7 separate regions of the Homo sapiens genome follow, and regions 1, 2, 3, 4, 5 and 6 are each linked to region 7. Evidence: chromatin loops called from intact Hi-C (ENCODE). Cell type or tissue: endothelial cell of umbilical vein. All regions are shown on one strand.

Region 1 (4,000 bases), 95 kb before region 7:
AAAAGCTTCTTTCAACACTAAGGCATTTCTGGAGATGACTTTGGTCATATCTTGGGGAAGGAGTGCAGGTAGAAGAGGTGTAAAGAGACAGAGCTCCAGGTGTTCCACTTTTGCATACCCTTAAGTTCATGCATAAAATTTTCTTTAGAAGAAGGGTTCTAGTACTAAAATAAACATGCAAAAACCAGTGCCCCAATCAATAAAAAGGCCTTAAAGATATTTGAGCCTATCCAATGATTAATAACATATAAAGATTCATCTTCCAATTCAGCTATGAGAAGGAGGCCAGCCAGGGGGCTTACTAGACTATTTTCAACTTTTTAAGTCCTTATAACCTACACCTGGCTGTTTTTACCAATGGACCTGGCATTTCAAAGCTGTAGATAATCCAAAAGTCAGTTATATTTGAGTCTGTGTTGTGTGGCCTGATCTTTCCACTGGCAGATTTACCTTCTTAATTGTGTTTTTCTTAGTCTAATACTGAAATTAATTTGCATTTCCCAAGCACACAATGGCTGGATAGTTGTGGAGAGGAGGAGGAGACTGAGAAGAAAAAATAAGGGAGAAGGGTTGTTGTCCAGGGAAGCTGGCTCAGGCTTTGGCATTCATCACACATCTTTGATCTGTGGACATCTCCTCACAAGTAATTGCAACGAACTATGGTATGGCCAATTGACCAGAATCACTTTTCAACTTGCGGTCAGTCTGCTAAAATAAATGTATTTATAAGTGGCTCCCTTTTCTTTTCTCGCCTCTTCCCTCCATATCATTTTTTCTCATGATTGTCTTTATCTTCTTAACAAAAACAAACATTTGACAATGTTTCTGGTCAGTGGAAGCCTTAGGCAATGTTGATGGATAAGCAAACATTTATATGATGAGTAGTGAACTCATTGTAGCCTACAATTAGGTCTAAGGTAAAACTTTTTTAAAAAATGTTTTGAATAGATGTTACATTTATATGGTCTCAGTTTAATATATACCTATAGGTATAGATACAGATATAGGAATGTGTGAAGGTAAAAGTGAACAATTTCCCTTCTGCCCTTGTCTAACATCTACATGATTCTCATGGCCCAGCATACAAATAACCACTATTATTAGAATAATTTCTCATATATCCTTCCACTTTATGCACATACAAACATATATTCATTTCCTCTTATTTACACATGGGGTTGCATACTACGCCTACATTATTGTGCATGTTATTTTCTCATATAACATATCTTAAAAACACTTCAGTGCAGAGGGAGCTTCCTTATTCTTTGTGTAGATCCAAATAATATTCCCATATGGTTGGGCAGCAGTTTATTTAACCAATTCCCTACTGAGAGACATTTGGGCTGTTTCCAATCCTTTTCTATCACAAACAATGCAACAATGAATATTTTTTGTGCACCTGTGCAAGTAGGTGTGTATATAAATTTTCAGAAGTAGAATTACTAGGTCAAAGAGAATATTTATTTGTCATTTTAATATAAATTGCCTTATATTTATATGTGCAATTTTCTTTTAAACCAGTTTTTCTGTTATAAAATGTTTTAAAGGTACTGTTTTGTAGAAAAACTACAAATCTTTTTAAGTTAATTTTGAGATGTTCCCTTACAAGCAGCAGTTCTAGAAGCTGCAGGGCTGATGTATCTTACAGAGCCATTGTATTAGAGGCCAGTGACAGCTGCAGTGATGATGCTGGAAGCCCTGTAGGAGGCAGAACAATACGTCCTTGAGAAAGTGGAAAGTTCTTCTGATGAAGAACAATTACTCAGAAGTTTTGTGAGTTCAGGTGGTGAAGCTTCTTAGTGGTGTCATTGGTCTTCCTTCCCTGGTGGTTGATTGAAAGGGTTTCCGGAATTCTCAGAACCCAATTTTGGAGAGCTGCCAGCATTATGATTAGTACAATGCCAGCATTATGATTAGTACAATGCCAGCTATATTTGTCTGCAGGAGCTTTTAACCTGGGATTCATGGACTGTTGAAGTCAAGGATTGGTGAACTTGGGTGGGAAAAAATACATTTTTGTTTTTACTAACCTCTATGTGAAATGAAACATTTTCTTCAATAACAACTGTAAGTAAAACCAGAGTAGAATTGGCAGTACCTGTGACTTTGTTACTAAAATAAATGAAGGATGTAGCCATGTCACACTATAGTCATTGCAAATATTCTAAAACATCATTTACATTCATCATCATGTCAAATGGTGAAGTTATTTGACCCACTCCTAGTGTCCTAAAATTTATACTTGGAATCTGTTTTAATCAGGTATGGTAAGATAGCAGACACAGACATGATTTTCATGAAGGAAGAGGTTCATACCCACAGGTCTCTAGAAACTGGAGGCCCAGTAGGCCACACAGAGCCACATGGGAAGCACTGGGATTGGTCAGGAGGCAGGAGAGCCACATGGGAAGCACTGGGGTTGGTCAAGAGGGGAGAGCATGGCCCATTAAAGGAAAACCCCTTTGTTGTAGTTTTAATAGGAAGAAAGAGGTGAAGCAGCATGGGTGTGCTGAGTAAGCTAAGATTAGATAGTCTGAATGATTTTGGTGGACTCTGGGCTATAGAGGTGGTCCCTCCTTATCTGGTACCTGGCTATGGGGTAATTCAGGACAGAGAGAATATTGGCTGGGTGAGAGAGAGCTTGATAAAGGAGAAGGTTGGGGCTGTGGGCTCTGAATTGATTGTAATCAATCAAGTCAAGTATATCAAGTATATTCAAGTATATCAAAGGTGTGTTTGTAGGAGGGTAATTTGCTCTTTCTAGGAATTAGCTAGCTCTGGGAGGTACAGTCTCTCCATGATCAAGGCTTCAAATACCAGCGCATCAAGCACACAGAAAATTTTAAAAATCGTCAATACAGCTAGATAGTTATTTTATGTGTTGATAAATAAGCACAGGTACTACATAATCATAGTTGTGCTTTAAAAGTATTTTAATAACTATATTCCATTCTTATTAGCTTCCTTTGTAAACCCATGTAATTTATTTTCTGTCTTCAAAAACATTATCCTGAAAAGGATACTGCTATGGTTTGTATGTTTTGTTCCCTCCAAATTTCATGTTGAAATGTGACCTCTAATGTTGGCCATGAGCCTAGAGGAGATGTTTGGGCCATGAGGGTGGATCCCTCGTAAATGGTTTGGTGCCATCCCCTTGGTTATGAGTGAGTGAGCCCACAACTTTCCCTCTCTCTATATTACTCTCTCTCTCTCTTTCTGTCTCTCTCTCATTATGTGACACACTGCTCCTCCTCACCTTCCCACCTTCCCACCATGATTGTAAACTTCCTGAGGCCCTCACTAGAAGTAGATGCCGACCCTATGCTTCATATACAGCCTGCAGAACTGTGAGCCAAATAAACTTCTTTTCATTATAAATTACCCATCCTCAGGTATTCCTTTGCAAATCTGACTAACAGAGATACCATGGTCTTCATCAAATGGCTCAAATGACATAAAGCTATCAAGAGAGACAGTTTCTTACTTGACTAACTCTTCTGTATTTTCTATTTTCCTTTCTTCTGGACTGAGGTTCGGCAAAACTTAGCACAGAGGCAAGATATTGGGAGAGATGCTGCCCTGTTTCCATCACCAACACTCACACCTTCATCCGGGGGAGGAGGTACTCATTATGGCTGTAATTTTTTGAGCACTTACCACATATCCAACATAATTCTATTATTATTTTTTTCTTTTTTGAGATGGAGTCTTGCTCTGTCACCAAAGCTGGAGTGCAGTGGTGTGATCTCGGCTCACTGCAACCTCTGCCTCTGGGGTTCAAGCCATTCTTCTGCCTCAACCTCCTGAGTAGCTGGGATTATAGATGTGTGCCATCACGCCCAGCTGATTTTTGTATTTTTGTTGTTGTTGTAATTGTGATTTATATTTTTATTTTTTTATTTTATTATTTTATTTTATTATTATTATACTTTAAGTTTTAGGGTACATGTGCACAATGTGCAGGTTAGTTACATATGTATGCATGTGCCATGCTGGT
Region 2 (4,000 bases), 460 kb before region 7:
CTTTGTGAAATTGTGAAGAAGAAAAAAGAAATTCATGCTAGTTTTGCTGTTGCATCTCAAACTGCAAAAATTATGGCCATCCATTGTGTGCCAAGTGCTTAGTTAAATGGAAAAGGTATTACATTTATTGGTGGAAGACATGAAGAGAAAATGTGTTCTGATTGATGGCAATGTTAGGCCAAAAAGCATTCAGCTACATGAAGACTTCAGCAAGGGATCCCCTAAAACTAGTGACATCAAGCCATTTACTGCAAGTAAGGGATGGTTAAACGGATTCAGGAGTACAGAAGGTCAATGGTAGCTTATTGCTGTCACAATGACTACATCATTCACCTCACTTCATCTCATCATGTAGGCAGTGTATCATCTTGCATCAACATAAGAAAATATGTACAATACAATATTTGGGAGAGAGGCCACATTCACATAACTCTTTTTACAGTGTATCATTACAGTTGTTCTATGTTATTATTAGTTATTATTGTTAATCTCTTACTATGTTTAATATATAAATTAAACTTTATTATAGGTATGTATGTATAGGAAAAAAAACATAGTTTACATAGGAGTTCGGTACACTCCATGGTTTCAGGCATCTACCTGGGGAGTCTTGGAAAGTGTTCCCCCAGGATAAGGCGGGGGCTAGTGTACAATAAAAAGCAGTATTTATTAAGCACATAAACATTCTTTCAGATCTATTATTCATTTATTTAAATTTGTAAACATTTATAGGGTACAGGTGCAATTCTGTTACATGCATAGATCATGCAGTGGTCAAGTCAGGGCTTTTAAGGGTATTCATCACCCAAATAATGTACATTGTACCCATTAAGTAATTTCTCAGTACAGAATTTCTCACATTCACCCTCCCAACCCTTCACCCTTCTGAGTCTCTACCATCTATCATTCCACTCTCTATGGCCATGTGTTCACATTTTTTAGCAGTCACTTAGGAGTGAGAACATGAACTCCCTAGACCTCTCAGTGGACACTTTCCTGCTATCTTGGCCACTAGTTTTGCCAGTTAGGCTCTAAAATATAAGGACAGCCTTAGACTCCTAGAGTACATATTTTTCTTTTAAAATTGGTACTTCATTTACATAATAATACAAAAACTTTTCATTCCTGTGATTACATAAGTCAGCATAAACTATTTTTCATGAGTCACTATATGGAAGTAAACCAACGTCTAATCCCATGATCCAAATCAACGCAGTTATTTTCACCAGACTTCAAAGGCTGTCTTTGCACATCTTCTATGTAGAGTTGGATGAAGCTAATATAGAAGTTGAGAGAGTCAGAATCTCTTTCTAAGGCCTTTGTATATGATGTTGTTTTTGCCTGAAATGCCCTTACTCTGCCCCTCCAACCCCCACTCCCAGTCTTCTTCATTCTTCAAGATCAAGCTCATTTTTCACTGCTTCTGGGCTCCCAAGCAGAACCAGACACTCCTCTCTTGTCCCATACTAGAAACCTGCACTGCTGGTGGGGAGAGGTGGGGGTGGGGGTAGACCGGGGAGACAAAAGAAGGCATTGAAGGGGTTTACATCTTGGCTTCCAATATGAAGGATGAAGATAAAGAGAATGTTTTGGCTCACACAGCACTCAGGAGTTGTAGGAAGTAAATGCACATGAAGACTGAATCCAGAACTTGGATTTTTAGGAGTTACCCTATTCTCTTTTCTGTCTGTGTGGCTAACTTTGCTCCAGAGGCTGCAACCACCCCCACACCTGTGAAACCAGGCTGGTCAGTCTAGTGACCTTGTGTCCAAGATGATAAAGCCTATACTTACACCCCAAATTGCTTTCACTTTCCCATCACTTGATAATTATAAAATAAGTGCAATTTGTTTGGCTAATAATAGGTCAACACAGTTAGAATGAGCAAGTTCATTGTGGACAGGAACAGGTTTTTCCACAGCAGTAAGCTTCCTTTGTTACACCACTAGGTGGTGTAACGTGCTCCTGATTTAAGGGATTCACTTATTAAGCAGTTTTCAAGCTGGCCCTGTTCTAGATGTTTGAGATACAAAGATGCACAAGACTCTTAGGAGGTCAAAGTGTGGTGTATATAGTTTCAGATTTACAGAAAAGTTGTAAGGCTAGTAAAAAGAGTTCCCACATACCTCTACCCAGACACCTGAAATGGCAACATTTTACCATGTTTGTTTTATTCTCTCTCCATATACATATATATCTAATATATGTACATGTCCTTTGACTTCTAAATATCTCAGTATGTGTTTTCTAAAAACAAGTTCCTCCTCCTCCTCCTCCTCTTCTTCTTCTTCGTCTTCGTCTTCGTCGTCTTCGTCTTCGTCTTTTCTGAATTTTGCTCTTGTTGCCCAGGCTGGGGTGCAATGGCTTGATCTCAGCTCACGGCAACCTCCGCCTCCTGGTTTGAAGCGATTCTCCTGCCTCAGCCTCCCGAGTAGCTGGGATTACAGCTATGCGCCTCCACACCCGGCTAATTTTGTATTTTTGGTAGAGATGGGGTTTCTCCATGTTGGTCAGGCTGGTCTTGAACTGACCTCAGGTGATCCATCCGCCCTCCTTGGCCTCCCAAAGTGCTGGGATTACAGGAGTGAGCCACCACGCCCGGCCACAGGTACCTTCTTTTATAACCACAGTCCAGTAGTCAAAATCAGAAAATAAATGCTGACAGAATACAAATTACTTACAGAACTTAGATTTTGTCAACTGTCCCAATAATGTTCCCTATAGCCAAAGAAATCCTGGATCATGTGTTGCATTCAGCTGTTATGTCTCTGGAGTCTTCTTTAATCAGGGCAGTTCCTTAGTCTTTTATGACACTGAGAAATCAGGCCAGTTATTTTGTATAATATCCTTCAATTTGGGTTTGTTTGATGTTTCCTTATGCTGAGATTTAGGTATGATGAGCTTTTGTTAGGTAAATCACAGAGTTTTGTGTTTTCAGTTTCAGTGCATATCTGGGGGCACATAATGTCACTTTGTTCCAATACTGGTAGTATTAACTATGATCACTTGGTTCACGTATGTGGGCCAGGCTTCTGCACTATTTTTTCCTTTGTCATTAATAAATCTCTGGTGAGGAGCTACTTTGAGATTATGCATATATCCTTTACACTTCAAACTTTTATCCACTAATTTTAGTAACTACTGATTCTTGCCTGGATCAGATATTATGATGATGCCTAGCAAACAGTGGTTTTATATTTCCATCATTCCTTCTACATGTATTGATTGGCTTTCTATTACAAGGAAGAGCATTCCTTTCTCTTCTGTTTGTTTAATATTTATCCCAGGTCTAAGGGAAGAATGTACACTATCTTCACTGCCATTTAACATTGAACTGGAGATACTCACTACTGCAGTTAGTAAAGAGAAATCAATTGAAGGCAGGAGAACTAGAAAAGAGTGAGTAAAACTCTTTGTCTTTGCAGATGGTATGACAGTACACCTGGAATATCACAGAAAATTAACAGCAAAACTAAGTCAAACTAGAGAAGAATTCAATAAGTTGGCAGGACATAAACTTAACATACATAAATCAACAGCCTTCACATACATAATCAGTAACATGACATAAAGGTAGAGAAAACTACATTTACAAAAGCAACAAAGAATAATAAATTTAACAAGAAATTTGTAAAATATATATGAAGAAAACTTTAAAACACTCTCAAAAGACATGAAATAGTTTGAAAAACTGGAACACCACTTTTTTTTTTTGTATGTGATGACTTAACATTAAAAACTAAAGTCTCCTTAAGTTAATTTTCAAAGTTCATTAAAAAAATACCAGTTTTCTTATGGAGCTAGGCAAGCTGATACTAATTTCAGGTGGAAAAATATGGAAGAATATCCAGGAAAACAAAAATAAAAGCTATGAAAGGGGACTACATCTACCAGTCACTAAAACATATTCTAAGGCCTCTAAAATAAAAACAGTGGTCCTTGTGCATGACAAGAAAGAGCAGTACAACCGAAAAGAAAGTCCAGAAGTAAACCCAAATAC
Region 3 (4,000 bases), 530 kb before region 7:
CACCCCATGCTAGACCCAGACTCTGCGATCAGAGTCTGCAGACCGGATGGCTGCTGTGGTGGGTGATGGGGTGGAGACCGTAGGCACATCTGTGCTATTTCAGCACAAACATTGCCTGGAAGGAGAGATTCCTGCCTGTCTCTTCTGTGCTTTCAGAATTGTTATGTTTCATCCTTAGGGCAGTGTGAGGGCACTGAAGAGATCCTAGTTTATCTTGCAAATATCCCCCTCCCTGCTGTTCTTTCCTAATGCCTATAAAAGCCCTTAGGAGCTTTCCTTACATGAAAATTAAGACTAGTTCACTTGAGTATTTTATTACTTATCTTCTCCCTTAGTTCACTTGAGTATTTTATTACTTATCTTCTCCCTCTATGTTCATTGCAGCCTTTTTAATTCTCCAGTTTTTGTTTCAATGGACAATTTAATGTTTTGCTTTCCTAGTCTCCTGAATCACCTCAAAATTATTGACATTAATGGAGAGAAGACCTCAAGAGCAGTAATTAAATTATGTTGTATTAATGTGCTTTATAGATTGAGAAATCACAAAGGAATAAAGGTTTTCATAGTAGAGTAAGTGCTCTCCTAACTGCCTTGTGGCCTAGTGGACAGGGCTCCATGCTTGCTGTCAGACCCACGGTGGACTGAACCCCCGAGCACGGGCTCCTGCCTAGTGGCCTATATGGGCCTGGCCTGATGCTTACCCAAAGCCAGCTGCTTTGCTCCCAAACTTGCATATATCAGATGTACTTAGTACCTCATTACATAAGTAAATATTCTGTAAACTGGTGAAGAGCGGGTACAAACAAAGATGTCATGTCCATGAAGTCAAGTTAAATGCTTTAGAAATTTAGCTGTTGAATTGGTGTTAATAAGCTGAGATTAGGCAAGGAAAAGTAAAAGCAGAGGGTTGTTCAGCATATTCTTTGAGAGCTCATTCCACCATAAGTAAACAAAAATGGAAACCACAAACGATTCCCCATGGGTGTGTTTTCTTGCTAGAAAGACTGTGATATGATTTGGATGTTTGTCCTCTTCAAATCTCATGTTGAAATGTGCTTTCCAATTTGGAGATGAGGGGGCCCTGGTGGGAGGTGACTGGATTATGGAGGTGGGTCCTTCATGAATGGTTTGGCACCCTCCCCTTGGTGATACGTGAATTCTTGCTCTGAGATCTGGTTGTTTGAGGGTGTGGCAGCTCCCCACTTGCTCTCTTGCTCCCGTTCTTGCCATGTGACATGCTGGCTCCCTGTTGCCCTCTGCCATGATTGTAAGCTCCTTGAGGCCTCTCCAGAAGCGGATGCCAGCACCACACTTCCTGGGGAGCCTGCAAAACCATGAGCCAATCAAAGCTCTTTTCTTTATAAATTACCCAGTCTCAGATATTCCTTTATAACAATGTAAGAAATGACCAGTGCAGACTGGAAGGAGCTCCAGTTAAATGGCCTTGGCCCTATATCAAAAGATAGATGATAAATGTACACTTACAGATTTTATTTTAAATAGAAGCAATTAAGATATGGGCATAGCTCCCCTCTCCCCATATGCTTTGATCAAGTGTTTAAAGTATGTTTCCAACCACTGGTCTTGGCCTGGTCAGAGGGTGTTTTGTTTAAGTGGCCAATTCCTAAACAATAGTGGATTCCAGAATGGGTTGACTTTCTTACAGAGTGTGTGCACTTGAAGATTTCAGCTAGTCTCTCAAAATGTTAGTAAAAGGCCGGCCTCTCACCAAATGCTCCACGCAGAGCCAGTGGTCCCAGAACTTGCTGAGTGGCAAGAGGAGACTTGTCTTCAAGTAAGGGACAGCCTTGAATAGTCAGGAGCGGGGCAAACATTGTGGGGATGATCCAGGAAACCCTGGGAAGCATAAGATCGCTCAGCACCATCCAAAATCTCCCACCACTCCAACTGTGGGTCCTGAGCCTATGCCATGTAATACTAGAAAAGTAAAAGCCTCATTGGTTATGGAAAGGTAGTGTAAGGCCAGGTAAGAAAGGCATCAGGTGGGGGCAGTGAGGGAACACAAATCGTGGTCTGTGATTTCGCCTACAATTAGCAACAAAACAAAACAACACTTCCTCCACTCCACTCCACCCACCTCCAGCTAGCACTTAGTTCTTCCTTGAATTTACTACCACAGCTATTGCTGCATTTCACCACCAGAGGGCAACAGTATTTTTAAAATGAAAGATAACTTGACGCGCCAACAGCTCACAGAATCAAAGAATTTCAGCGCGAGAAGAGGTCTTAAACATCATTTAGTCTAAAGGCTTTCAAAACTTTTTAAAGCTGCAGCCCACAGCAAGAACTGAATTTCTCATTATGACCTAGGTCATACATATATATCTGAAACACATTTGGAGACACTACTTACCCTTGCTTTCGCAATACACTCTAATCGTTTGTAGTCTATACTATTTCGTTTAAAAAAAAAAAAAACCGGATCCCACACTAAATTGGCTTTATAACCCTAGTGAGCCCTTAGTTTGAAAAACCCTGACTTCATCTCAGCCTCTCATCTTACAAAGGAATGCAGTGACCCCTAGAATTGGGAGGGATACCCATGAACTACACTTCTCTTCCTTACCTGGCTACCTGCTCGCCCCTCAGGGTCAGTTCTGGATGGATGATAGACATTGTGCAGCAGCTGAGCACTCAGTCCAACAATGCACTGGTTGGGTAGAGTGCAAACCTGAGTTTGGAGGGATCAATCGTGGTTTCTTTTTCTTTCTTTTTTTTTTTTTTTTTTGGTTTTTGAGACAGATTCTCGCTCTGTCACCCAGGCTGGAGTGCAGTGGCATGATCTTTGCTCACTGCAACCTCTGCCTCCCGGGTTCAAGTGATTCTCATGCCTCAGCCTCCTGTGTAGCTGGGATTATAGACACGCACCACCATGCCTGGCTAATTTTTGTACTTTTAGTAGAGATGGGGTTTCACCATGTTGGCCAGGCTGGTCTTGAACTCCTGACCTCAAGTGATCTGCTTGCCTCAACCTCCCAAAGTGCTGGGATTACAGGCGAGAGCCACTGCGCCTGGCCCATGTTTTACTTCTCCCCAGTGCTATGACTGCTCTTATAATGGAGGCAGGAATTTCTTATGACTACACTGAAAGCTCCATGTAGGTGTGTCTACACTCTTCACTCAGGCAGTGGAGTGCTTCAAAACTGAGGGAATCTCAAAGAGGCCTTCCCTAATGACCCTATGCTAAATATGAATTAGGCCACACTTCTAGCCCAGTTCCTGGCACAGAGTAAGCATTCAATACATAGCTAATGGATGAACAGACTACCCCTGAACTCACATTTTTATACTTTCTAATTGGCACTCATATCTTATATGACTCCTTAGACCACCTGACATTGTTGGCAGAACATGAATTATTTCCATTCCAAACAGGGAAATAGCCAGAAAAGACTTAAATAACCTTTCCCAAAGCCATTGGACTAAATGATGTTTAAGACCTCTTTAAGATTTATGTAACTTATATAAAATTCCCAGCCCCTGCATCCTCACTGGAGCAATGCAGGGGCTGGGAATTTTTACTTTATTCACTCGGGTTTTGAGAGCTAGTTTGATTATTTTATGAAGGATGTCAAATATCTTATTTTATTTTCAAGGGGGTGACTAAGTGCATGATAATGCAAGTTATTTTATTATTCCTTTATTTATTTATTTATTTATTTGAGACGGAGTCTCGCTCTGTTGCCCAGGCTGGAGTGCAGTGGCACCATCTTGGCTCACTGCAACCTCTGCCTCCCGGGTTCAAGCAATTCTCTATCTCAGCCTCCCGAGTAGCTGGGATTACAGGTGCCTGCCACCATGCCCGGCTAATTTCTTTTTGTATTTTTAGTAGAGAAGGGGTTTCACTATCTTGGCCAGGCTGGTCTTGAACTCCTGACCTTGTAATCTGCCCACCTCGGCCTCCCAAAGTGCTGAGATTACAGGCGTGAGCCACCGCGCCCAGCCTATTATTCCTTTTTAAAATGGTTTGGAAGGGGAA
Region 4 (4,000 bases), 410 kb before region 7:
GTAAGGAAGAGCCACCCTCACCCAGTGTGAGCGGGCACCATCCAATCAGGTTGAGGGCCTGGATAGAAAAAAAAGGCAGAGGAAAAGCATATTCACTGTTTCTGCTGGAGCTGGGACACTCTTCTCCTGCCCTTGGACATCAGAACTCCAGGTTCACTGGCATTTGGACTCTGGGACCTGCACCATCTGCCCTCTGGGTTCTCAGGCCTTCAGCCTCAGACAGTTACACCATTGGATCCCCTGATTCTGAGGCCTTTTGACTCAGAATGTGCCACACCGCCGGCATCCCTGCTTCCCCCGCTGGCAGATGGCATATCGTCGGACTTCTCGGCCCCATAACTGCTCAAGCCAACTCCCATAGCAAATCCCCTCTCCTGTATCTGTATAGGAAGTATAGATGGCAATATGGTCCTGGGCCTGGAACAGAGAGAGTGACTGGTCAGACCAGTGTGGGGCTGTTGAAGTGCACGCAGGTGACAAATGACCAGCATCCCAAGCAAGCCCATGCAGGGTGGATGCAGAGCAGGAGATGCTGCTGAGGCAGGAGTGACGGGCCTCATTGGATGTGAGGCATGAGCCAGATGAGTTGAGGGTGTGTCTGAGCTCTACAATGTTGATGACTGTGTGGGTGGTGAGGGTCTGAGGTGAGCACCAGGCTGAGGACTGGAGTTCTGAGGTTGGTGCGGGGGACAGTGGCTCTCCATGAGGTTGGTGCAGGGGACGGTGGCTTTCCATGCCTCAGCCTGCTGAGGGGCTCACCACCCTGCTCCCTGGCTTTAAAATCTGGAGAGCAAAGTTTTTATGGCTGGGCGAGTAAAAAAGCTGTTTTCATTCATTTTGTACCCTATAATTTGTTCATCTGGGGGGCTGGAAAATGCTTAGTAATTTCTGGTGAAGCTGCCTTCCCATCTCCGTGTTGGCTCTTGGAGGGAAGCCGAGGCGGGAATCCACCATGATTTAGCACTGGCTTGGGTCTGGCAGTCCACCCACATGATCTTACTTAATCCTCAGAACAACCTTGTGAGCAAAACATTATTACCCCTGTTTTATGATGAGGAGATTGAGGGTCAGAGAATCCTCTAGGGCCTATTAGGACCCCTAGTCTAGTAGGCAGTACTCTGATCTGGCCCATGGGCTAATGCCCTTCAAAGGACTGTTTTGGGGTAGTGAGAAGTGCTCAAATCCCACCTGTGCCAGGAACAAGTATGCCTTCTAAAGCGCTCACCATATCTCTGAGCCATGATTTCCTCAGCTGTTGTAAAATGAGACAATCCCTTTCTGGGGAGACTGCTGTGAGAATTACCTAGAAGAGAGGCAAGTGCCCCACAGGGCTGCCACGAGGGAGAGAACCCACACATTTTCTCTTTCCCTCTCTTCCCTCTGCCTCTTTTAGAGACAGTGGTAACCTGGAGACCTGAGCTCTTTGGTTTATGTGGCTGGGTGGGAGGGCAGGTGTGGCTTTGCTACCCCAGGATGGACAGGGTCACTTTATCCCTGTCTGTTACTGTCTGTGGACCCAATTTTATCCACCACTGATTCATATGTTGAAGCCCTAACCCCAACGTGACTGTATTTGGAGTAAGAAAGTAATTGTGGTTAACTGAGGTCATAAGGATGGGGCCTAATCTGATATGATTGGTGTTCTTATTAAAAGGAACACTGGCTGGGCACGGTGGCTCATGCCTGTAATCCCAGCTCTTTGGGAAGTAGAGGTGGGAGGATCATTTCAGGTCTGGAGTTCGAGACCAGCCTGGCCAACATGATGAAACCCCATCATTACTAGAAATACAAAAATTAGCAGGGCGTGTTGGCGAGCGCCTGAAATCCCAGCTACTCGGGAGGTTGAGGCAGGAGAATTGCTTGAACCCGGGAGGCAGAGGTTGCAGTGAGCCAAGATTGTGCCACTGGACTCCAGCCTGGGAGACAGAGTGAGACTCCGTCTCAGGGAAAACAACAACAGCAACAACAACAACAACAAAACAGAAACAAAGGGACACCAGAAAGCTTGCTCTCTCTGCCATGTGAACACATGGATTTAAATCTGTGAGTTGACTTTAGCATTTAATATTTTATCTCCATCTGGAGAATATCTTGAACAAATGAAACCATTTGATGGAGTCTCATAAATGCCTTCAGACAGTAAAAGTTTGTTTTTATAAGTTTTTAAAAATAATAACTTGATTCATATGTACAATTCTTAATTTGCAAAGATGAACTAGGGACTTATTTACATCACAGCATAATTACTTGATTTTTAACAGGTTTATATAAGGGGGGCCCCCTGTGTACAATTAATTAGGTGGTGGATTAAAGTAGCAGGTGGTTTTTTTGGAATTAATTTTCTAACGTGCTTCAAATCCACTGGATAACTTGATGTTATTTGTCCACCTGACCACTAGGTGGCAATAAAGACCAACAGGTTACAATCCCTCCCGCTACCTGCTGCCCCGCCTCAACCCCAGAAATGGAAGCCAGAATTAGGGTCTTGTCCAGGTATAGCAGCTGTGAAAGAGATATGATTCATTGAAGACATGTAAAAAAATCCCACCGATCAAAGAATCTCCTATTGGTCTGTTGTCTGCAGTTACTATGTTAGGTTCACACAAAGGAATAGAGTGTAGCCAGTTGAAAGCTGCCTGTTGGGATGATTCTTCAGACTATCCCGTGAGATAGGCATGGCAGGCACCTTTCCCCCATTTTACAGCTGAGGAAACTGAGGTTCAGAGAGGTTAAGTAGAAGTCATGTCTGTGGTGATTTGGGGAAAGCCTGGACTTTTTACAAAGCAAAGATTCAGCAAGTTCCCAGATTTCCGGGGAATGTTTTCTTACCTACTTGTCCCTCCAGTGCCTGTCACCACCACCTGGAAGAAGAAAGACATGGAAATAAAATAGCAAGTCATCTCTCAAGTCACTAGATATAGCACCTCTGTCATAGATGACAGAACCCTAGCTCAAAAAGCATGATCTGGAGATAATAAAAAGAAAGATAATATATAATATTAAAATAAAAACTGACAAGAGTGAGACCCCTCTCCCATCCAAGTACTAACCAGGCCCAACCCTGCTTGGCTTCTGATATCAGGCGCATTTAAGGTGGCATGGCTGTAGACACATAGCAACCCTATACTCAGTTTAAGATATACCTTGAGTCTGATCATAAACGGCACTGATGTTAGCTTTTTAATGATTTTGTATTATATTTTTACAACGTAGGCTTACATTTTCTCTGTACCTGGGCCCCTCTTCCATGTTTGAATTGTCCTGAAATATGGGAATCCAAGGGCTTTTATTTTTTCACAATCAAAGCAAATTGGGTTCTTTAAATAATTTAGAAGACTTTCTAGAGACAGTGAGTACTTAATTTCAATAATTAATTTGTACAGCAGCTTGCACATTTTTGTGTTCTGTTTACAAGGATCTGACACAAGTTCAACTTTGTGTAAACAGGGAGTGATTGGGAAACTTGTATTGTCACAGCAGAGAAGGTGGCTGCTCTGAAATCAGTGTGACTCTGGAAAAATAATTACTACCTTTCTCTTTTTAATCCGTATGTACATTTGTGTGATACCCCAAATTGACTCTGAAATCAGAATTTTTAAACTCAATTAATGATGTGGTAAAAATAGCTGTAGCTATATTGTCCTGTAGTTGTGAAAGCCCATCACTGCCTCTAGGCTCAGGACTCTGAAAGGGGATTTTGAAAAAATCTTTTTCCTTTTACTTTCATTTAGCATCAAAGATCTTTAAATGCATCATGACTGAGTCTTTCCTGTGTGCTGTGTATGAAGAAATGTAAAAAGCTGGTTTGGTTTGGGGCAAGATAAGATATCAGTTGCAGAGCCGGGGGCTCCAGGAGTCGTGGCAAAGTTGCCTAAGGCATCTGCAGAGTAGGGGCTGTATCCCAGGACCCCTCCTTTGATCTGGTCTTACCCTCAGGCAGCATGTTCCCCTGACAGCCTGCCTGGAAAATGCTACTTACAGTGCTAACACCCTGGTGTGC
Region 5 (4,000 bases), 160 kb before region 7:
ACAGCCAGGCCTCTCCCTTGAAAGGCAGAGCTGGGACTCACAGCCCATTTGCCTGACCTAGACTTGGGCTTCCCACCTTTTCTTTTCACAAAATTAATCAATTGGAAGGAATCGACAAAATTGTTCAGTTGTCTGGTTTCATGTGGACATAACATAAAAGCCTTACCAGCTTTCAGGAATAAGGGATAAAATGTGGTTTTGTTCTTTCTTAATTTCCCCAGTTGATTTGTATTATAATTCCTGCAGATGTAGCTAAAAACTAAATCCCTAAATTATAGTGGAAAGCATTAATTGAGGAAGTTTTCAAAATGATGTTAATATAATTAATGTTGACCTATGGAAACCCTAACTTGAATTTTTCTTAGGGCCTTTTTTTTTAAGAACTATAGTTCTGTCATCTTCATAATTCATCATCTTTTGCTACAATAACATTGATTAGAAAGAATGCTCCTGGATGAAATGCATGAATACAGGTGTAGGGCAGAGACAATATCTTAGTCTATTCAGGCAGTTAACAGCAAATAACATAGACTGGGTGCCGTATTAACAACAAAAATTATTTCTCTTGGTTCTGCAGGCTAGAAGTCCAAGATCAGGGTGCTGACACGGTTGGGCTCTTGTGAGGACCCTCTTCTAGGTTGCCTATTGCTGACTTCTCAACTTCTTGTTGTATTCTTACCTTGTGGAAAGAGTTATAGAGAGCTCTTTGGGGTCCCTAATGGTATTAATGGCACTAATCCCATTCATAAGGGCTCCACCTTCATGACCCAATCACCTCCCAAAGACTGCACTTTCTAATATCATCACCTTGGGGATTAGAATTTCAACAGATGAATTTGAGAGGGACACAAACATTCAGACCATAGCAGTGAGTCTGCAGTGTCAGAAATCAAGACAGTTATGAGAACCTAAAGGGGTATTTACACACACACACACACACACACGCATGCACACACACACACACACACACACACACACACACACACACACGGCAGCTTGAAGGACTTCCTTTGGCTAAAATTTGGGACAATTTGAGTATCAGAATGATAATGGCACTAAAATATTGTAACTTTTTAATAAAAATTTTAAAAGCCCATGGGTTCATAGTGATTCTAAAAAGAAAGAGAAAGGAGGAAAGAGTGGTGCAGAAAGCTATGCTTCATAGAATTTCAGCTAATAAATGTAGAAGGAATAATAGAATTAGATAATAACTATTTTGAAATTTCTAATAAATTAAGCAAAGAGTGTCAATGGATGCTAAAATCATTTTAGGGATTCAGAATATTCTCATACTCTCAAAGTCTCACCCCTCAGATGACTTAAATTGCCACAAGGGGGAAATGTGCCTCTACAGTGGAAAGCTCTGGAGGACATCACCTTCCCCAACCTAGCATCACCAAGAGGGGGTCCACTTGACATTATCTGCTTCCTGATGAGTTGCAGTAAGATGAATACAATATCACCTACATAGTACTCTTGGCAAAAATGTTAAATCAGAATATAATCACAAGGATACAGTCAGACAAATCCAGAATGTGGGATATTTTGTAAGACAAGTGGCTGGTATCTTTGGGACTGTTATAGCTATGGACAGACCAAACAGAAACATAGCATCCAAATGCACTATGTGGACCTTGATTGGATCCTGGATTCTCCTCTCTACCCTGTATAAAGACCATAAAAGACATTTTAGGCCTGGCGCTGTGGCTCACGCCAGTAATCCCAGCACTTTGGGAGGCCAAGGTGGGCGGATCACGAGATCAGGAGATGGAGACAATCCTGGCTAACACGGTGAAACCCCCTCTCTACTAAAATATAAAAAATTAGCCAGGCGTGGTGACAGGCATCTGTAGTCCCAGCTACTCGGGAGGCTGAGGCAGGAGAATGGTGTGAACCTGGGAGGCGGAGCTTGCAGGGAGCCGAGATTGCACCACTGCACTCCAGCCTGGGCGACAGAGTGAGACTCCATCACAAACACACACACACACACACACACACACACACACCATTTAGAAACAACGGGGGGAATGTCAATGTAAACTGTTATAAGATAATATTTCTGAATTAACTATTTTTTTTTTTTAGCCAGTATAGTATATTGTGTCATGTAAGAGAATACTCTTATTCTTAGGAGACATGTGCTGAGGTATTTAGGGGTGAAGTTTCACGATCTCTACAGTGTACTTTCAAATACCTAAATTTTCAGTGGACTTATGAGCTGATAAAATTGGTTTAGACTGTTAATTTATTGGTGACTTATTTGGACTTTCCTTATTTCTCAAGGTTATGATAGTTCATTTTAAATCCCTCGGTGGTAGTTCAAACTTTGACTCCCATTTTTATCTGCTTTTTGATTCCTTTTCACCTCCATACCTTCTTAGCAACAATGAAGCAAATGTCTGGATTTGTATTAATCTGTGTCCTTCAGAATCTTCTACTCACATCTCAGTCAGCAGGTGTAGGTTAGCATATAAACCTGTAGGATTCTTACCATTTTATTAGACTCTCGTGACAATTTGGCAAGAAGCATTTAGTGTTTTCCTTGTTTCCAGCCAGCCTTTGCCTGAAAATGAATCTACCTCAGTTTCCTAGAGATTGATCATTTTCAAAGAGAAAAGTCAGGAGCTTTTATATCACCACTTCCAACTCCTTTTGCTAACTAATTCTTCGATAATAGATGATATTCTCTGTATAAAGGTTTTACATCTTTTTGTCAAGATTTGGCTCCCACATTTCCAATAAAATGCTCCACTTTTGAGTGATGACCTCAGTTAGCTGTATTGTGCCTTGCCCTCGAAACTGATGTCACCATAACCTGGGGAGCCTGGCAGGACAGGGTCTACCTTCATTTTCATGATGAGGAGGTAGAGGCTGGGAAAGCCGGTGTATTAGTCTGTTCACATGTTGCTATAAATAACTGCCTGAGATTGGGTAGTTTATAAAGGAAAGAGGTTTAATTGACTCACAGTTCTGCATGGCTGCGGAGGCCTCAGTAAACTTATTAATACAATCATGGCGAAAGGGGAAGCAAACACATCCTTCTTCACATGGCAGCAGGAGAGAGAAGTGCAGAACAAAGGGAGAAAAAGCCCTTTATAAAACCATCAGATCTCCTGAGAACTTGCTCACTATCACAAGAACAGCATGGGGGAACCTCCTCCATGACCTAATCACCTCCAATGAGGTCCCTCCCCAAACACTTGGGGATTACAATTCAGATTACAATTCAAGATGAGATTTTGGGTGGGGCACAGACAAATCATATCAGCCAGTAAGAAGCCTTTGTCAGTCATACAGGTAATTAGTTGGTTAGTGATAGGAACAGGGTTTGGGCCTCCTGGCTCTTTGACTAGAGCTTTTTCTCCTTTACATGTTTTCTCTTGGCAATGTCCAAAATCTATGCTCCTAGCCATCTTCAAAGTGACATTTCCTTCATTCACAATAATGGATTGAGAAGCTGCTATAGGTCCAGACCACGACAGCCACTGGGGACAAAGACAAATATTGGCCTCAAGGTTCTTATGTTTGGTTAAAAAAACTAGATATTAGATATTACAGATATTGTAGAAACCAGATATTAGATAGCAGAGATTTGATATTATAGAAAAGGAAGGTGGAAAATTTCTTCAGAGGCACCTCAGTGGTCTTCAGGATCTTTTTTGTTTTAATTCTCTGCAGTTTTTTGTACAGGATCTGCTTTTTTTTTTTTTTTTTTTTTTTTTTACTATTGGAAGTTTTAAATATATGTCCATGATAATTTCTTTGATTCTAGAGCCAGCATAGGTCTGGGGAAGTTTTAGGAGGACAGATATCAGACCCTACCTTACACGATTCCATCCTTCAATGTTGTCTTTCTTTGTACATCTACAAAATGGAGAGAGCCAATGTGTCACCCTGGGATGAGTTCACTGAGAAGCAGAGAATACAGGGAATCCTTGTGAATCCCTTAGAATCCTTAGAACAGAAAAATGAGATTAGAATTGGTAAAAGATGTGTGATC
Region 6 (4,000 bases), 120 kb before region 7:
CCTACCGTGCTTTGAGAACAAACTTCTCCTTCACAATATAGTCTGACTCATCTTTTTCTACCCAAGTCTTGCACAATTCTTAAATACTTCCTCATATTCCATCCAAATGATGTAGCCCCTTGTTTTCAGAACTCATATGCCCTTTGTTTTCCTGTTTCTGTCTTTGCTCATCCTGTTTCTTCAGAACTCTATTTCTTTTTTTTATCCCTATCTCTGTTTGCTAAAATCTTATCCACTGCTAAAAACAACCACGCATACCAACTCATCACACGTTCAACAACAACAATAACAACAAATTTTTCAACTTTTATGAAAAATTACTATAACAACATTGATAATTTGGAAAATAGAGGAGAAAACAATCACAAGTCTCTGATGTATTAATAATTATTAGTATTTCCATCTCGTAGATAAGGAAACAGAGGCCCTAAGAGATTAAATAATTTGCCTGGGCCACACATCCTGTAACTAGCAGAAAGTTGGGATGATAACAAGTCTACACCAAATCTGCTGATTTGTGAAATAGGAAAAAATTTTCATTTCTGTCTCTTGTTTTCACTTAATAGTTTGAGAAGCTCAGGGCTAGTCCTATAGAGCTAGCCATTTCCCCCTAAGTAACATCTGCAAATCTAATTGCACCTGAAAATATATTCCATTATTTGTAACCTCCTTGCCTTCTAAGCTTGTGGCACAAGTTGACTAGAGGTGGGGTTCTTTGTTTGCTCAGCACTGTCATAAACTTGGTGAGCATCTGTGGTGGTAGAAGCTCAAAAAAGCCAAATTTCTCTGTGTAATAGAGGGGAAAGAGTTGTAAAGTTCCCAGAAGAAAAGTTCAGGGGAGAGGAATGAGAACTAAAGGGAAATCATTTGTATGGAAGGAAGGGTGTGGTCTAAAAGAAAAACCTCATAATAAAGAGCAGTTTTAGCATATAGAAACATTTAAAAATTGTTTCATTTTGAACTAATATACATTATCCCTGATGTAGATTCATACACAGCAGTAAGAAATAATACAGAGATATCCCCTAGGCATGTCACCCAGTTTCCCCCAGTGGTATTATCTTGGATAAGTACAGTTCAGTATCACAACCAGGAAACTGACATTGATAAAATCCACTGACCTTATTCAGATTTCACCAGTTTTACATGCACTTGTGTGTGTGTGCACAAGTGGGTGTGTGCAGATGCCGATGTGTATTTGGCTCTATGCAATTTTATCACAAGTGTAGATTGGTGTGAGCAACACCACAGTCAAGGGAAAGAACAGTTCCACCATAGGATTTCTAGTGTTGCACTCCTGTAGCAAACCATCTCCCTCCCCTCCCCATCCCTAACCTCTGGGAACCTCTAATCTTTTCTCCACCTCTATAATTGTATCATTTCAAGAATGTTATGTAAATAGAATCATACAGTAAACTTTTAATATGAAATTTTCAGTTATTTGTTGGGAAGTTTTGTGATATAAGCACCTCATCTGTCTTTCTAATGTCATCTTGAGTCTATGCTGCTTGCTATTGCTTTTACAACTTAGGCCACGGGGAGGCAGTATGTGATGGAATGCAAGTTCCTAGGAATTGAGAGATGTTGTAGGTAGAGCTTTGACTTTCAAAGACCACAGAATTGGTGGAACTGTGAGCCCACAGTACCTAGATCTCTAAGGGGCAAAAGAGGTACATGTGACATTGCATGAGATAATATTTGACATAGAGCAACTAGAGATGTGAGTGCATTCTGGCCACATCATCTGCTAACTGTGTAAGATGTTTCCTCATCTGTAAAATGAGGATGATAGTGATATCAACATCATAAGGTTGAGGAGAAGATGAAATAAAATACATTGTGTACCTTGCCTGGCATGTATAGTTTGAAACATTGTAGCTTCTCAGGTATATATTTATTTCACAAATATTTATAGAGCATTTCCTGTATGTCAGGAAGCACCAGGGTCAGATACAAAGGTGAGCAAGGGTAGATTAATCTCTAAGAAATATGTACTTCTTTTAGTTAAGTGGAGTATGGTTATAGAAAGCATACAAAAGCAGCAATAAAGCATAATTTAGTCCGATTTACTTTTCTATAGAAATATAGTTTTTTTGTTTGTTTATTGCCTGTTCCCTTCTGCTATTGATCCAAGCTGTTAATTATCACCTATCTTTCAGAAGAAAAGTGTTAATTGCTCCTTTAATCCTTAACTCCTTCATCTGTAAAATAAAACTTTATCTTTCCTACCTCTCAGGATTATTCTAGGGAAAGAATTTGGGAAGAACAGAGAAGGCAAAGTATGTAAAAGAATTGGTAAACAGCAAAGAGCTTGTGAATGTGAGGTACCACAAGAGCAGCATGGAGGAATGAGCACATACCTGGAGGTAGAAGTCCTGGGTTCAAATCCTGTATTAGCCACATGGTGCTAGTTGTGTGACTCGGAGCAAGTAATTCAACTACTTGGGGCTTCAGTTTCTTGACATGTCAAATAAGAATGACATCACACATAAGTATGTCTCTCTCTTAACGTTGTGCTCTGGGCACTACACACCACCCCCCGCCTCACCCCCACCCAAGTCCCTCTCTACTTTTCTCCTTTTCTCTGTGCTCTGGGTGCCTGATCCCTCTGAATGCCTCATCCAGCTCCCTGGCCAGTTAGCTGTCAATTAAATTTGGCCAATGAGAGGCATTGGCAAATCAGAAAGTTATGGGAAAGAAGCTGGGGCACTTCTTTGCTCTCTCTGCTTCTGTGCCTAGTATCTGGCAAGGATTGTGCCCCTCCTTGAACTCAGTCTCCAGGATAAACCCTCCTAGATGGTGCAATTCTCACTGAGCTTTAGTAACATTATATTTTCCTGGAGGTTGATAACAGCTGTCTACTGTTGTAAGTTTCTGGATGCCTCACCATCCCTTACTAGTTCACTTTTTCCTCTCTGCACCTCTGCACTCCTTTCATTAAGGTCTGTTCCCTTGAACCAGCTGAGCTAATTATTATTCCTGCCAAGATCCCAACTGGTACAGGTGGGAAGGGATTAAATTTAAATATAAATGAATATTATTTAGCCTTGGGTCTGGCACACAATAATAAACAGTGATTCTCAGGCTCTCATTTGTCTACATGATTTTGCTTAGTTTTTGTGCAGAGAGTACCTTCTTTTTATTCCTTATGGCTTACATCAAATCCACTCTTTTACATTAAGTACACACACACACACACACACAAATAGAGCAAGCCTGTTTTCCCCATCCAGAGATTATGCTGCCATGAATTTGCCTCTGTCAGCCCTTCCAGCTGACCCATAGATCCTCACCCTCTGTTTGGAAACTATCTGTATTTTTGTACTAAATGCTAAAGAAAGATCATGTGCAAGTTAGCAGAGCTTCTCCTGGGATTTTTACAGCCTGCTGTTTTCAGTTGAGAAGGTCTTGGAGTTTCTTGTTTGTTTGTTTTTTAAGATTTAGGCTCAGAATTGGAAGTTACCTTGGGGTTGTCTCCTTCAGCTTCTTTTTCATACATAACCCAATCCTTTTAAGCTCTAAGTAACTAAGAAGTGTGATTTGGAGAAAAATTAAAAGAAACCCCTGCTCTTCTCCCACGATATCCAGGCATGGATTAAGATGCTGTCATTTGAAGATCTTTCTGGCTGGATTTTTCTTCCCCTAAATGATTGAGTTAACACAATTAATTTTATAGCATCTCCTCTGGTAATCACAAATGATTTTTTATTATATAATTTCCAGTAGGAGAAAGATGGGTGAGTAATGAAGTTGTGTGACCAGAGACAAATAATGTGGTTGCCAATATTTGGAGTCTAATTCAATCTGTTTCCTGCCTTTGGATGCTTTAGACTCCTGGGATTTTAGGAATGGAAAGAGCCTTACTGATCACCAATCGATTCCTCTTACTAACCGATAAGGCCACTGTGTGAGGCTCAAATTTAGGAAATTACTTGCTCATTTAGGAAGATGTCGTATCTAGTTTTTATGGCTAATGAATTCAAAAGCATAATCTAAGTGT
Region 7 (4,000 bases):
AACCTGGACTATTTGAATAGCTTTCTAACTAGTTTTATGTCACTCTCCTTGCTCACTCCCACCACAAATCATCCTTAAACCCTCCATTTATCATATTTCCCTGCTCCAAATGCATGGAGCTCCCTGCTGCAATAGATTATGATCTACAGTGTGAAAAGCTTTTCACACTGTAGATCATAATCTATTGATGGTTTGTTAAATAAATTTGGTGGGTCACCACTGACCTTTTAAAAAAAGTTTCAAATATAATTCAAAAATCAAAGTATATCACATGTAGTTGGGGGAGTAATGTTTCTTGAAATTTTTATTGCACACACACACACACACCCCTACCTTACCACATGCACAAGTACTGAATTGGGATGTTAAATATATTACCTATGAAAACTTCAGTCAGTGGGATTAAGTTTAATAATCCTGATATTAAAATACTCCAACCAGTGCCTTCTGGTGGAGAGAGCAGTGAGATGTGAGTTTTAATGGGGTTCCTCCTGTACAGTAAATTTAACATTATCTCTCCAAGCTTCAGATTTTTCAGCTGTACAGTGGGGAAAGTGACTTAGTTAATGGAAGTTACTGTGATAAATAAGATAATGCACATAAAATGCCTATGACAGTGTGTTATACACATTATGAGACCAGTAACTATTAGCTTTCTGCTTATCAAAGCCTATTTCCTTTTGTTCTCCTATTTTTTTCATCCACTTCGACCAAATTTCTCTTTATTTTCTAAAAATATCCTTTGAATGTTTTCACCTCTATTTGTTTTATTGTCTTCCTCATATGTTGCCCTTCACTCTCAACTTACCTACTTCCTATCCGTCCTTCAAAACTCATCCCAAGAGCTGCCTTCTCCATGAAGCCCTTCTTGATCGTTGTAGCACTAAGAGTGCTATAAGCTCACTGAAAGCAGTGATCATTTCTCTATAGCCCTCTGCCTTTCTACAGGTCAGAGATCCATGCTTTGTTCCCAGTGGAAGCCCTGAAACGGCTTACAAATGAAAGGAGGAAAGGTCCAGTGGCAGTGGTACTACTGGGGATGAGTAAGGTCTTCTCTACAACTTACTAGTTGGCCAGTATCATGGAATTTATAACCATATCCTTGTGTTTTTTCTCCCCCTGAAATTGTCCAATATGCTCCTTTTCTTTTCTCTTAAAGGAAATGATTTTCATACCATAGCTATGAATGTTAGTTGAGAACAGCAAAAGGACAACAGAAATAAAAGTCAAAGCCACATTTTTTTTTTCATGATATGGTTACTCATCCATCATCCATCAACAGGAACTTTAATAAATTAAAATAAACAAAATTGAATCTACATCTTATTTTACACATAAGTATAAATTAGCAGTATTATTGCTATAGATGTTAACCTTCTGGATTGGGAGATATTGAGACATTATTTCTGTTTCTAGTCACCAGCTGGCCATGGATGCAGAGAATAATATTGAAAAGTATCCCCTCAATCTACAGCCCTTGGAATCAAAGGTGAAAATGTAAGTTATTTCAAAGTATAAATTAAGCAATTAGTTCTAGTTTTATGAATTCCTGAATAAATCTGGAATTTTCGGGCACAACAGTTATGCATCTTTATTTTACATTCATGTGCTGCATATTATTTCCTCCCTCTTCTAAGCAGGAACACAGCTACTTTGGGTACACAGCACCATCTACTGGGTAGTACAGGGAATTATTTGCTTGCCATTATTTTCACCACTTTTTGGTTTTTCCATTTCTTGTCTAGTACAATCCTTTAACTTCCACTAGCATTTTCCTTTGCCTTTCGTCTTAGTAACTTGGTGGTTAATTCTATCTTTGAACAATTTGGTTATTTCCACCTCAAGCCATCTATGTATCACACACACACACACCCTTTTAAAAATCCTCTTCTTTCTATTTCAGCTTCTTTTCAATTATTTTGGGAAAATGTTTCTTCTCTTCTTTTTTTCTCACTTCTTATCCTTTTCTTCTTATTGTCTGTTAAGATACCCAAATGTAAGCCTCCTCCCCCATTATAAATGACTATTACCTTAAAATAGTGCTAACAACATCTCAATATTAACAAAATGAAACTAACAAGATCCAAATTGAGAAAGACTTTATTATAGAACAAAATATTAACCTTCTAAAACCATTTTAAGTAGAGAAGGGGCCTGTTATAATTACCTTGGAAGCAATTTCAAAAATATTTATGACCGTTTTCCGAGATCTTTTCCTGTTCTGATTTTCCTTCAGAAGCATATATGAGAAATGCCAGTGAGTGTATATTTAATCTCTCTCCCCACCCTCTCCCTCACAAACACACACACACACACACACACACACTCACACACTCAGTATAACACTCCGAGAAGCATGAGAATTTAAACGAGAATGTTAACATATCTGAGCTTGGCCAGAATCACTGATCTGTTTTTTAACGTGCAAGGAGGAATCTTTTAGAAAAGAAATCGCCCTAAAGAAGGGCACCTTGAGGTGTGTACAACGTTGAACAACACCAAGTTGTTGCTGGACTTAGGAACTAAAACAGAAATCACACAAATACATAATATCCTGCTGGATAAGAGCAAATACCAATACATACCCCTGTAAATCTATGTTAACCTTGGTCACCAGTAAAAAGCTTGCCTCTGCATGAGCATAGAAGGCTACCCCTCAAGATGAAGTCCAAACAAGACTTCTGAACCAGTGGGGTGCCCAGCTACAAAGTTCTGTGTCACACTTACTAAATACATAATGAATCAGGCTATCGAATCATTTTGTGTAAGCAGTGTGTCAGCCTCACTACACAGGACATTAGTTGGCAAACATAGGTTGCTTTATCATTAGGAATTTTCTCATTAAGATAAGGTCCTGTTAAATGAAAATGTGCTGGTGAAAGAAAAGTTGGTGTATGACAAATTAGAGTGTTTAATGTGAATGCTGAAATTAAGTTAGAAAAACTCCTGGGTCTTTTTCAGTTCCCATCACCTTCAATATGTAGGGGCTGTGGGGTAGGTACCAGGAGAAGGACTAGGCAGAGAAAAAAAATCTCTGTGCTTCAGATTCCAGCCAGCTCAGAGAGCCTGAGATTTTATATTTGTTGATTTGTTGGAGGAGTCTCAGCTCAATGAGGTGCAAACAGAATGGTTTTTATCTCTTCTAATAATTCTGAATCCCATTTCTGCTCACTGGAGAGAAAGGAAGGAGAGAAAACTTAATCTTGCCCAACAATAGAACTTGAGTCCCATTGGAGAGTTTAGTCTAGTTCAGTGACTTTTGTCTGATGTGGTTATTAAATTCTTAACTCTCATGGCAGGTTGAAAATCTCCTCTCTGCATACATGAGACCTTTTCTACAGCTGAGTATTCTGCTTCCTTCCTTTCCCTCTCCTCTTTCTATCTCCCCTTCTCTCCTCCTTCCTTCTCCCTTCCCTCCTTCTCCCTTCCTTTATCAGTGTTACCTCTCCCACCCCCATGTACTAAATACCAAGACTGCCCCAGGTTTCCTATGAATAGATGGCGGACACTTTCACTCTCAGCAGTTGTTTCCTTTAACAACTGTCCTATGTTTTGGGACTCTGAGGGAAGGGGCCATTGGGTCTCCTGTAATCCCCCCAATAGTATAGGCTGCACATCCTCAATGGGTTTGTGCCCCTTGCTCTGCGGGGGCTTTGCCCCATGATGCACCAAGCAGTGCCTTCCTCCAGCTGACCGTGGCATCTTCAACAGGGACAATCTTGGGATATTCTCATTCCTGCTTTCCAAGATAAGTTTTTTTAGTCCTGAAGAGCATTGGGTATAAAAAATGTGCCCTTGTCCCAGGTACCACGGTCACCCTGTATTATCACAGGCTTTCTCTTAGGGTCTTTTGACTTCTTTTGGTGGGGACCAACTGAGAGTCTATCTTCTCCTGGGGGTGGAGGGAAGTGAGGGTCAGTCCACCATAAAATCCCCTCTCCTGAAGGCTCTCCTTTCCCCTCCATGATGAGAAAAGAGTAAACAGTTCCCATACAGGGTG

The links. Hi-C counts contacts between places; a loop is a spot of excess contacts. Peaks named below come from ENCODE experiments on the same cell type or tissue, not always from the same donor. Only the 100,000 strongest peaks of a DNase experiment are listed, where the experiment ranks them.
Region 1: a loop joins it to region 7, with 13 times the contacts of the local background. A loop is called at or near these places in 5 of 110 quality-filtered maps.
Region 2: it touches region 7 in a loop (7-fold over the local background); 17 of 110 quality-filtered maps call a loop at or near these places.
Region 3: a loop joins it to region 7, with 6 times the contacts of the local background. A loop is called at or near these places in 11 of 110 quality-filtered maps.
Region 4: a loop joins it to region 7, with 8 times the contacts of the local background. A loop is called at or near these places in 97 of 110 quality-filtered maps.
Region 5: it touches region 7 in a loop (4-fold over the local background); 3 of 110 quality-filtered maps call a loop at or near these places.
Region 6: a loop joins it to region 7, with 7 times the contacts of the local background. A loop is called at or near these places in 22 of 110 quality-filtered maps.

The regions. Positions count from the first base shown.
Region 1 is chr3:159,156,620-159,160,619 of GRCh38, forward strand. The region is part of intron 1 of IQCJ-SCHIP1 (IQCJ-SCHIP1 readthrough); the gene reads left to right. The region is part of intron 1 of IQCJ (IQ motif containing J); the gene reads left to right. Among named protein-coding and RNA genes, the nearest start is that of IQCJ-SCHIP1, 89 kb to the left of the region's middle. In endothelial cell of umbilical vein, a CTCF peak has its summit at 1,713; a DNase peak (open chromatin) is centred at 1,822; H3K27ac peaks cover 945 bases.
Region 2 is chr3:158,793,211-158,797,210 of GRCh38, forward strand. No RefSeq gene overlaps it. Among named protein-coding and RNA genes, the nearest start is that of MFSD1, 6.8 kb to the right of the region's middle. In endothelial cell of umbilical vein, a CTCF peak has its summit at 1,940; no DNase peak of the experiment used is centred here.
Region 3 is chr3:158,725,786-158,729,785 of GRCh38, forward strand. All of the region lies in intron 1 of RARRES1 (retinoic acid receptor responder 1), which reads right to left. Among named protein-coding and RNA genes, the nearest start is that of RARRES1, 4.7 kb to the right of the region's middle. RefSeq lists a silencer at 3,583-3,761. In endothelial cell of umbilical vein, a CTCF peak has its summit at 2,160 (motif pointing right); a DNase peak (open chromatin) is centred at 2,166; H3K27ac peaks cover 354 bases.
Region 4 is chr3:158,843,548-158,847,547 of GRCh38, forward strand. No RefSeq gene overlaps it. Among named protein-coding and RNA genes, the nearest start is that of MFSD1, 43 kb to the left of the region's middle. RefSeq lists enhancers at 2,333-2,627, 3,782-3,831. In endothelial cell of umbilical vein, a CTCF peak has its summit at 2,405 (motif pointing right); no DNase peak of the experiment used is centred here.
Region 5 is chr3:159,090,726-159,094,725 of GRCh38, forward strand. The region is part of intron 1 of IQCJ-SCHIP1 (IQCJ-SCHIP1 readthrough); the gene reads left to right. All of the region lies in intron 1 of IQCJ (IQ motif containing J), which reads left to right. Among named protein-coding and RNA genes, the nearest start is that of IQCJ-SCHIP1, 23 kb to the left of the region's middle. In endothelial cell of umbilical vein, no CTCF peak of the experiment used is centred here; no DNase peak of the experiment used is centred here.
Region 6 is chr3:159,128,765-159,132,764 of GRCh38, forward strand. The region is part of intron 1 of IQCJ-SCHIP1 (IQCJ-SCHIP1 readthrough); the gene reads left to right. The region is part of intron 1 of IQCJ (IQ motif containing J); the gene reads left to right. Among named protein-coding and RNA genes, the nearest start is that of IQCJ-SCHIP1, 61 kb to the left of the region's middle. In endothelial cell of umbilical vein, a CTCF peak has its summit at 1,531; a DNase peak (open chromatin) is centred at 187.
Region 7 is chr3:159,251,311-159,255,310 of GRCh38, forward strand. IQCJ-SCHIP1 (IQCJ-SCHIP1 readthrough) reads left to right here. Exons shown (of 10, transcript NM_001414413.1): 3 at 1,417-1,497. It overlaps IQCJ (IQ motif containing J), which reads left to right. Exons shown (of 4, transcript NM_001042706.3): 3 at 1,417-1,497. Among named protein-coding and RNA genes, the nearest start is that of SCHIP1, 20 kb to the right of the region's middle. In endothelial cell of umbilical vein, a CTCF peak has its summit at 1,668 (motif pointing left); DNase peaks (open chromatin) are centred at 1,131 and 1,641; H3K27ac peaks cover 403 bases.